2 separate regions of the Mus musculus genome follow, and region 1 is linked to region 2. A link is a loop called in an ENCODE intact Hi-C map of the cell type or tissue named here. Cell type or tissue: heart. All regions are shown on one strand. Links, peaks and the distances in the headings refer to the core of each region. The heading gives the core; the rest is flanking DNA.

The links. Peaks named below come from ENCODE experiments on the same cell type or tissue, not always from the same donor. Only the 100,000 strongest peaks of a DNase experiment are listed, where the experiment ranks them.
Region 1: a loop joins it to region 2, with 2.2 times the contacts of the local background. A loop is called at or near these places in 2 of 42 quality-filtered maps.

The regions. Positions count from the first base shown.
Region 1 is chr6:34,595,958-34,601,336 of GRCm38, reverse strand. Cald1 (caldesmon 1) reads right to left here and starts at 2,833. Exons shown (of 14, transcript NM_001347100.1): 1 at 2,672-2,833. In heart, for the core only: no CTCF peak of the experiment used is centred there; a DNase peak (open chromatin) is centred at 2,846; H3K4me3 peaks cover 2,904 bases; H3K27ac peaks cover 4,412 bases.
Region 2 is chr6:34,511,949-34,517,327 of GRCm38, reverse strand. No RefSeq gene overlaps it. Among named protein-coding and RNA genes, the nearest start is that of Gm52898, 2.9 kb to the right of the region's middle. In heart, for the core only: a CTCF peak has its summit at 2,499; no DNase peak of the experiment used is centred there; H3K27ac peaks cover 1,851 bases.

The sequences.
Region 1 (5,379 bases), core at 205-5,204, 84 kb before region 2:
CAGGACTTTCTGTTAAGAAGCTAATGGTGCTATTTTGGGGCTCTGAGAGATTTACCCAGAAAACGCCTCCTTAAAGTTTGAAGATCCTTTTGGCAGCATCTCCCTAACCTCCTTCCCAGGCCTACCATGTCATTTGCATTCCGAATTGTCAGCATTTCGAGCCTCCCCCCTCCCCCCCATCCCCAACCATGGCCTCACCCCACCACATTTCCAAGCCATGTGACAGACACCAGGCAGATGGGGAGCTGGCAAAACCCTTCTCACGTTCATCTCTAAGTCACTTCTCATCTCACTGAAGAGTGACTAACCAGTAATCAACTACCATGAATGACAAGTGGACAGGACTGTGTGAGTTTTCAAGAAAAGGCTTACACCCAAGCTAGACTCTGGAACCACTCTATGGCACGCCTCTAAACCAACCTATTCTACATGCAGAGAACAGACAAGGCTTGGGACTAGTGAGGAGCCAAGGAGAATGGGAATAGTCCCAATTGTCAGGAAATCCATTCAGGTGTCTCCTTTAAGCCCTTGACTATGAAATCACAACCTGTCTCTTCATCTTCTCTCTCTCTCTCTCTCTCTCTCTCTCTCTCTCTCTCTCTCTCTCTCTGAGGTGTAAAAATAAATCACATGCCTAATGCAATCTTCAATTTGGATGCTTTAAACTGCACATTCTGTTGCCTTTCAAAAATGCTAACAACCCCACACTTAGCCTGTAAACTGGTTAAGTACATACATTCTTCACGTGTTCTAAGATCTATTCTTTTCTGCAATTCTTTTTTCACCCAGAGCTTCTCCTATGTTTTTCATTAGATGGTTTTAATGGAATCAAAGTTCCCAGGCTGTGGCTTCACAGAGCTCAACTTACCTCCCTATTAGGGGAAAGCTCTCCCAGATTGTTCTTCACCGGGAGAAAGTAGCATCAAGAACTGCCTGACAGTCACCATGAACTGAAGCCCCTCACTCTGTGTTAGGAGAACACACTCGGTATTATTCCAGAAAATGTTATTTTGTAGTGATTGGGGGTGGGGAGCATGTGAGGGGGATGGGAGAAACTGGTCATAGAGAAAATGAACTTTCAGCCACTCCAGGATGTTGGCTTCAAAGTGGAATTTATCCTCAAATCCAAGATTATAGATTTCCTTCCAAACTGCATTCCCTTCGTGGTTTAGAGAATACTTGAGAAAGAAATTGCTTTCCATGTTTTCATTGACATTAACCCCACCACCACCACCACCCCCCCGTACAAAGTTTGGAACTTGATGTCTTTGGAGGAGGGACAGTAGTCGAGCAGAGCAAACGATTGCCTGCAGCCTTCCCCTCACACTTACACACTTCCTCAGAGACATTCCAGGGAAAGAAACTCACAGGGCAGTCTGTTCTCACGTGTCACTTCTCAAGAAATCCCCACCCTTCTAAACACAAGGATTCCTTAGCAAGTCCCAACCTCAAGGCATCGCAGTCTATGGCAAACATAAATGGAAGCAGCCACCTGGGAACGCTAGAGCTTACTATGAGTATTATTATTTAACTGCTCAGACTTACTCTTCTTCTGCAGGGCACCTTGTCTTCAGTAAGTTCTAGTTCTCGTGTCTGGTTTTGCCTAACACTAAGGGACTGTGCTGCTTCCATTTACAGCCCCACGCGCAGAGCCTCGTTGCCAGCAGGGATCTGGGAATACCAAGCTCTTTGCTCTCTGTTTCTGACCATGGATTGCCATGGCACTGAAATTCCCCCACCCTTTACAATCGGCTCTTTCTAAAAGGAATTACCGACTACTACCAACTTGCGCTACTGACTGAGATGCCCAAATACGTCTGTTTGGAAATAAGAGCTCCTTTCCTTCCTTTCTGGAACGTTCCTCCAGCTCCTATCTTTTCAGACCCTCGGGGGGCATACTTTCCAACAGAAATGAAGATTTCTCAAGAAATATTTTGGTAGGCAGTTACCCATGATTTCTACACACACGCCCACTCATGCACACATTCTCTTGCTGCTCCGGTTTATAGAAAACAAACAGGGCAGGCATCTTCTATTTCAGCAAATAACAGATGAGCGGCACTCGCTGAGTTGGTGCTAGTGGTAGAACTCTGACCTTATTTCTTTACATCTCTGAAATCCCACTTCTAAAATCCTGGTAGCAGAGTAAGAGGAACCCATTACTTAGCTTAAAATTAGCTTAAAACAAAAACCCAAACCCACAACAAAACAAAACAAACATTCTTTGTCTTAACAACGTAAAAAGCCGTTGATGTTATTTTTTTAATTAAAACCTGAATCCTCTTTAAATGTCTGCTGACCAAAGATGGGAAAGAAACTGCTAAAGGGACAGAATCCTCTCACAGCTGCTGGCCTGAGGATTCCGGGTACAGACCACATCCCCCTTGGAACAAAAGCGCATCCTGGGCAAACGCGCTGGTGCTCCCTGATCCTGTCACCAGGAGATGACACCGTTTGTGCCATCTCTATAAACAAAACTTGAAGTTTCATCACATTGACCTTCTGGGAACAGGTCAGGAAGTCCAGGCGCTGGCTTTGAGAATTTACGTGGTCTGTTGCCTGCCTTGAAAGATTTTGCATATCCAGCAGCCTTAGCCAGGAATGTTGCCTGAAACCTGTAGAGCAGCCCCAGCTTCCCTGAAGGCGGAGAAAGAAAGACTTTGTCTCTTACCTCTAGGGCAGCAACTTCTTCCCAAGGAGGGATGTCCTGCTGTCTGAAAGCAGGGATTCCTTTAAGCAACCCAGCAAGAGAGCAAGCAGGCAGGCAGGCAGGCAGGCAGCCTAATGCACACTGCTCTATTCAATAAAACTGCAGACCGCCCTTCCTTGGCCCCTCCCAGAAGTCCATGCTAAGTGAACACATACCCCCTATGTTTACAGTCAGCAGGCGGTGGTATGCATTGTCCTGTAGTTTTTCTAATAGGCAGCCAATGACGACACCCTAGCCAAGGTGATGCTGTCTGCCCGTGCAGATGCCTGTCATTCCCTAGGCATGCTCAGGATATCACTCATCAGAAAAACCAAGTCCTAAAAAGCTTGAAACCGTGAGCAGGCTGCCAAAACCAGCCGGCTCCATGCCCTTTTTTGGTTATCCTAAGCAGGGCCTCCTGGAAGCAGATCCATTGTCAGGAACAATCATAAGAAACGTTAATCTTGGAGAAAGAGGCTGTCTTGTAGAACACAAATAGAGCTTTAAAAAGAAAGTACAGTCCACGAGACAATAAGTGGACAGTTAGACACACTTACAGGGGTGAGGCTGGGGGTGGGAGGAGACATTTTAGTCGAAGAAGCCGTAATAGTGTATTTCTTTGCAAAGCAGTTTCATTATAAAAATAAATTTACATTATTATACGAGTTAAAAATCTGAAGTGGATAAGAAGCAGGGCGGCTGGCTGCACAGGCTAAGTTCTAGCCTAGAATATGTCTATGTGTGTTATGGGAACAACTGACAAAAAGTATAAATAAAATGTATCAGTCTTTTTAGTACATAATGTTGGCCAGGAAAAAAAAAAAAGGTGAGGCCAGAAGCTAGCAGATAGAGTCCTAGGCTTAAGAGAGAGCTTTATTGGCATTTCCTACCAACACCCATCTTCCTTTCTTTCTTCTGTCTTGGCAACAAGGAGATTGTACTAGAAATGTGTAAAAACAAATGTGCAGAGAAGGACATAGAGAGATCCAGGACCTGCTTTGGGGCAGGTATAGATAGACACATATGCTCTCACAGGTGACACAGATGTCCTAGAACATTCTAGAAAGCCAGTGATAGGGGAGCCCTGAAAGATGCTGAGTTACAATGCAGGTCACTGGCCCACACATGCATCCAATTGTGGTCTTGTAGTCTTTGGAACTCATTCAGTCGGTACTTAGCTTTTAAAAAAAATGGAATACTTACTGTTTGTCAGACCTGGGGCTTAGCACGAAATCCATGTTTCATTACTGATACTGTCTCATCACCGACCAAGAAGTTTTAAATATTTCCCCTGGCTAATTACAAGTCCAGAAGCTTAATCAACACATGCAGTCTGACTGAAAAAGCCTTTCTCTATTAATGATGATCTGACAAAGAAGCTGTCTCTATTCAGGAAACAGCCCCCGCCCTTTGTGCTTCCTTGAGAATGCTTGGGAAGCAGTCGGTCCACATGGGTGAGTTTCTTCTCCAGCCCCCAGTTATTAACCAGTCACCCAGAAGTGTCTACATGGACCCCCTACACTTCTTAGGGAGGTAACTTACCTCCTCTGTGTTTCTTGCTTTCTTCTACTAAACAGCTCTAAAAAAAAGTTACAGCAAAGACTACAGGGTCCAGGGAGAGTTGGACTTAAAGCATCCTTGAACCAGAACTGAGAGAGTACTTTCCCAGACACACAAGATAAATAACTTGTTGGTGGGAACCACACTGTTAATGTTGCATTTCAAGTTCACTGTAGCTCAACCAGGTGAGCACAGCCATGTTCAAAATTGTTCTTTTGGGAAACCTCTTTCTGATCCCAGATAAATGATTTGAAAATAAACTTTTTGGATCATAGCCAGTTTGGCAGCTGGGGAAACCCTGTATCTGGCTGGACAGGTTGAAAGACAGAGTCAAGCTTCTTAGTCTGGCAAAAGACTGAACTTGAAGACAATAGCAGACAGACATGAGTTTCTGCAAACATCTCAATCATATCGATACGACCTCTGCCCAGGGATTTTTCTGGGTGCATGAACTCAAGGCTGGATTAGGGAGGGCTGTGTGAAAGGGCTATTATCCACAACTGGGGCAGAAGGCAGCCTGAGCAACATACTCTCCACTTACACCAGGGATGCCTCTTGAGTGACCGGCAGCAGGGCGACATTTTGTAGTCCATGAGGATTATATTTTGTTGTTGTCTTTATGGTTTTCTTTTTAAGGACCAGCTTTCCAGAGGAAAGAGAAGTTGTGCTATGACAGGGGGAAATACTATCAACAGGAAACATGGAAGGGATGAACGAGCTGTGTGGTTTATAGAAGATAAATAGCCGAATGTTTTGGGTTATGCCTTTTGGGGGAAAGAAGTAGGCTTCTCTAGATAAATTCTAGACATTTCATATATGCAGTATAGCACATGGAGAGCCATGAAGCTCACTTTACATATCTGTAGTAGAACTGCTGTAGACGAACTATAGATTCAACACATGTTATATAAATACATCACGATAGAGAAAACAATCTTTCTTTGTCATTAAAAGAAAACAGAAATGTTAAAAAGAAAAGTGATGAAGAAACATGTTTATATGTTGCCTAATTTCTTCCATGGGAATTTCACTTCCATTGTATTTAATTTTTCCAATTTATACATTTGTGTGTATATATAAATGTATGTATACACACACACACACAGAGTTTATATAGGACATTCCTGTGG
Region 2 (5,379 bases), core at 76-5,075:
AGTTAAGTCAAGGTATCCTTGGGTAATTTTAGGACTGAATCCTGTTTTGATATCTTAAAGGCAGAAATCCCTCCTTTTTAATCTGGACCTGTGAGTATAACTTTGAAACATCCTTGGCTGATTGTTTTGGTGGGGGCAGAGATGTTGAGCTAAGGTCTCTCTCTATTCAAGCCTGCTGCTGTAATCCTTCTGCCTCAGCCTCCCTGGTCCTGGAATTATAGGCATGAGTCACTGAGCCCAGCTCTCAAAATCAGCTCCATTCATTTTACCAGAATTCTGCTTGGTCAAAAGGAGCATGTGGTAGTGGGGCCACCTCCCGCCCCACCCCCTTCCCATTTGACTGAATCTTAACTTCCCCGGTCTCTGCCAGCTCCCCCGCAGTCTTGAGTGTGGTAGAAGTGAAGACTCAGGTCAGTCTTCATTTCTTGCTTCGTGAGGAAAATACCATGAGCGTCCTCCCTGTGCAGGGTGAGGAGTAAGCTCAGAGAACTGGGGGCTTAACAAGAGCCTAGTTCTCATTCTCTCCCTCCCCCTCAGCATAGCTCAGAGACAGCCAGAAGCCTGCCTCAACTCGTCAGAGCACCCAAGCGCCATCTCTCTTTCCCCACTTTCCTCCTGTCCTCCCGGCAAATCTGTAGCTTGTTCTCCTTCTGCCCCAGGGCTCCTACATTCCTTCCATCTTCTGGTGTGTGTGTGTGTGTGTCTTATTCCATATTTAATAATAGCTCCCATTCTCTTCTTTTTTTAAATTGACTTACACTTGTATCATATAGTCACTGGGGGATGAAAAATTTGCAACAGAGCTTGCTTTTTGGTTAATTGCTTTTCATCAATTTCATACTTTGTAATTGTTATAAATTGTTCATCCGTATGAGAAACAATTCCATCTTGTTTCCTAAATTTACTGGTGTTCAATTGCAACCACAAGCTGGAAGCCAGCCTTGGGAGCCTGTGCTAGGGTTCTGAGGCTCCTGGCTTCAGGGAGCAGGATCTGGTTGTTGGAGCTGAGGGGAGGTGGGTGGGTCAGCCTAGATCTTTAGCCTTCCAAGTCCAGATTCGGGTTCTGCGGCCAAACACAACCTGAACTTCACTTTCTAAGCCATATACTGTTCTGGCTCTCAGTCTTCAAGCCTACAAGCCAGAGTTAGAAAGGCAAGATGTATGTGTTTAATAATGAGTTTACTTTAAAAACCAGGCTTTGGAAAACCTATATTTCTTGTAATGAATAGGGTTTCAAAAGCAAGAAAGGGAGGGGAAGAAATCATACTTGCCAAAATAGAGTAGCAAAATAAATCCCAATGGAAAGTTTGTGTCTCTCTGTGGCTAGATTCATTTGGTCAAGAATATGATGAAATTACAGATCTCTGAAAAGGGTGTGTGTGTTTTGGAGTTACTGAGGTCCAGGTCTCAGCATGAGCCTTGGGCAAGGCAGGCATTTAAGCCTGAATAGAAATAAAGAGAAGGAAGTGGGCAGAGCCACCTCCACCCCCCCCCACCCCCCACCCCCCCGCCACAGCTTTGCCTCTGAGGTCTGAGCCTGCCCATGAGCAAACTCATTTCATCAATCTGGAACCGAGCACCGTCAGAGCCTGCACTGCCCAGCACCTCTTGCTAAGAAATTTACCTTCCAACTTTCTAGTAAAGAATGTAGCTGGATAGAGCAAATGGCAGCTGGGAGCTTGGGGGACTCGGAGCAGCTGGACTTCGTACAAAGAAGCTGTGTGTGCAAGCAGCTGTTGGCTGGTAGGCGGCCCTCACAGGGAAGAGTTGTCTGCCCTTGCTTACAGCCCTTGCTGGTGGTTGGCATCAGCACAGTCCTTTTGGTAACTAGTATTGGCCTTGAACTAGCATACAGGTGAAGAGCCCCGAGTTATCTGAGAGGACAGAGTTCCAGGAGAAGGGAAAGCAAATGGATGGGCACAGGAGAGAGGATGATGTGGCCATTTTTATAATCACTGCTAAGTAGATGGCAGCAGTAAATTTCTAGAGCCAGTGCCCAGCACGGCCAGCAGGAGGGCAGTGTGTTTGCCTGGCATCTAGGGCACTGAGTTCTTGCTGGGGCAATCCCAAGTTCTTGCAATCCAAGTCTTGCAGCTGTGTGTCCTTCCGGGCTTTGCTCTCTGGCCATCCCCGAGAGTCTGTGAGCCACCTAATATCAGTTTAGACCAACTAGTACAGTGTCAACCATTTCTCAGGGTCTGGCACTGATATTTCCCGGGGCCAGAGCTTAATGCCACTCACCCTCTGCACCAAAGAAAGCACGGTTTTACTCTGTTTTGTTTCCCTTTCGGAATGGCAAACATTTTGTGCGTCTGCTTCCACCTATTTCTGTGTTTGTCAGATTTAAACACATATGCTCTGGATTCTCCAAACATCAAGACAGACAATTCAGGAAAAGAACGGAAGCAAACTCAAATTAAGCCACTTAGGAATGCATCAACTTAAAATTTCACGTAGAAGAAAATCTCAGCTCTCTGGCTCCACACAGTGCCCTGTGGAGCTTGAGCAGCATAGCCAATTTGCAAATGAATAATTTAAAAACGTGCTAACTGGCATTTCACCTTATTCTTTCATCCATCTTGGGTGAGGCTCTTGCTAACTACCAACCCCTACCCCCTAAAAACAGTACAAAGGACTGGTAAGATGGTTCAGCCAGTAGAGGTGTTCATTGGCATGCCTAACAGTCTGAGGTTCCCCAGGATCCTCATGGTAAAAGGAAAGAACTGCTTCCATTTGTCTTCTGATTTCCAAACGTGGTGTGGCATGTGTACACACACACACACACACACACACACACACACACACACACACACACAGAATCAGACAGACAGATGGGCTGATACACACACACATAAACACTCTCAACCAATTAATTATTTTAAAAAGAATCTCTAAGTGTTCTTAGCCACCAGGCTATCTAACCAGCTCCTAAAATCAAGATTTTAAGTATAATACTTGGCTCTGATTTCAACGGTCATGCGAACAGTTACTGCCATTTCCTCGCACTGAGATGCTATTCAGGAGCAGTGCAGCAGCTAGAAGCAGGGGAGAGTCAAAGGTTCTCTCTTAATCTCCTTTTAAATACGGTAGGACTTCCAGTTCTCATAGAAATTGTATCATGAGAGAGGGATGCAATAGTACGTTGAGGGAAGTTCTGTATTCTCAGATGATGACTCTCCCTGTTAGCGAAAGGGTTTGGGCTACCTGGCCTCTCCTCTACTGAGAAAACCTGGCCTGTCTTCCGTGCTCAGTTTGCTTTGGATTTCTCCAATCCATCCCATCTCATGCCGGTCAGACTCATTACCGTGCCCAAACTACCCTGATTTCTTTAAAGCAAGGTCTCTACATAGTTCTGGCTGTCCTAGAACTCACTAAGTAGACCAAGCTGACCTCGAACTCGGAGATATCTACCTGCCTCTCCCTATACTGAGTGCTGAGAGTAAAGGTGTGTGCCACCACACCTGGCCAAACAGTCTTGATTTTAACAATTATCTCCTTTGAAAATTTAAAATAAACTTTATTATTTTATGTGTGTTCATGACTGTGTGTGTGTGGATGTGTGAATGCATATACACACACTGTGGAGATCAGAGAAGACCTTTGGAAAACAGATTTTCTCCTCCCTTCTTTGTGTAGAGTCCAAGCATTGAACCCAGGTCATGGGGCTTGCAAGCCAGGGGCTTTTACCCCCAGGACCATCTCTCTGGATTCTATTATCTGGTTTTGTTTTGATTTTGCAATGTTAGGGATTGAATGCCCAGACTTATCTTGTTCTTAAGCACTTTTTGTCTTGGAGTTACTGCCTAGATACTATTTCTTCAGCCAAGTGTACGTACAAGCACACATCAAGATCACATAAGGTTTAGAAGGTCTGAACTCTCTTCAGAGAATTTCACCACTTGTTGGCTTTAGTATCTTTTAGTTTTGTTTTGTGGCATTTTGAGACAGGATTTCTCTGGCTGTCCTGGAATCTCTCTGTAGACCAGGCTGGCCTCAAACTCCCAGAGATCCACCTATCTCTGCCTCCCAAATGCTGTTGTTATTTATTATAGAAAAAACTTCAAGTACAGCCTCCGGGACATTTTACGTTCTATCCAAACAATAGAACAGCATTCAGATGTACAGTTCGCTTGGCTAAAACTCTGAAGCATGGAGAAATACTTTGGATAAATAAAAGAACACAGTATGGAATATGAGTTAAGAATGTATCCATGTGAAACATGTATATAGAAATAAATGAAATGGTGCTTACTAGGGCAAAACTTGAGAATTCCTTCTGCTCACAAGATACTTCTATTGTTATATACTCTGTAATTTGAATGACATCATGGCAGGTCTCTGGTTTTATGGCATTATAGCAGCTGCCTGAGGGGAAATCCTCTGAGCTGATTACACATGAGGCCTCCTTTGCTCTCTTATGTACCAGCAGCAAGGGGATCATTTCTGCATAGATGATAAGCAACTAAAGTCTAGACAGGTTAAAGATCAAGGGCTGGTTGTAAGAAAAACCTTAAAAACCAACCCACACTGGAGGGGAATGAACCCTGGGAATTCTTTGTTTTTTGGGTTTGTTTTTGTTTTTTGTTTTTTCGAGACAGGGTTTCTCTGTGTAGCCTTGGCTGTCCTGGAACTCACTTTGTAGACCTCGAACTCAGAAATCTGCTTGCCTCTGCCTCCCAAGTGCTGGGATTAAAGGCGTGTGCCACCACGCCGGCTTTTTTTTTTTTTTTTTTTTTAATCCTGGGAATTCTAAGGGCGCTCTCTCTCTCTCTCTCTCTCTCTCTCTCTCTCTCTCTCTCTCTCTCTGTGTGTGTGTGTGTGTGTGTGTGTGTGTACACACTCTCGAAACTTTTGAATCCAGACATGGATTCATTCACTTCCCTTGCCAGCCAGCCAAAGAGACAAGCAAGCAAACAAGTGAGCTTCTGAGAGCGAACCACGGGGCTGCCTAACTTTTTAGAGTTTTAAAGGAATAATGCTTTCTTGTATAGCGCAAGATTCCTAGCAACATTTAAAATAATTACTATGCATCAATATTTTGCATTCACAAAAGTTTCTCACCCACATCATTTGGTCTGTTTATCTTCATTACAAATGGAAAATTGTTTGGTTTTTTGCCTAATCAGTCCTGAAGGATGAGCAGACAGGAGGCAGCAACTGAGACAGGGAGAGGTGAGTGATGGAGAGGAGAGCCTGGAAGGATACTAACCCTTCTGGGAGTCTGCATGAGCCTCTGTGGAGCAAGACTTGGGAAATGTCACCCTGACACCTGTCTGGAGAAGAGTAAAAGAAGTTGAGGCGAGAGAAGCTGAAGTACCTCTGGGGGAGATGAGGGCTTTAAGAGCAGCAATAGATATGGAGAAGGAATAAAATTGTGAG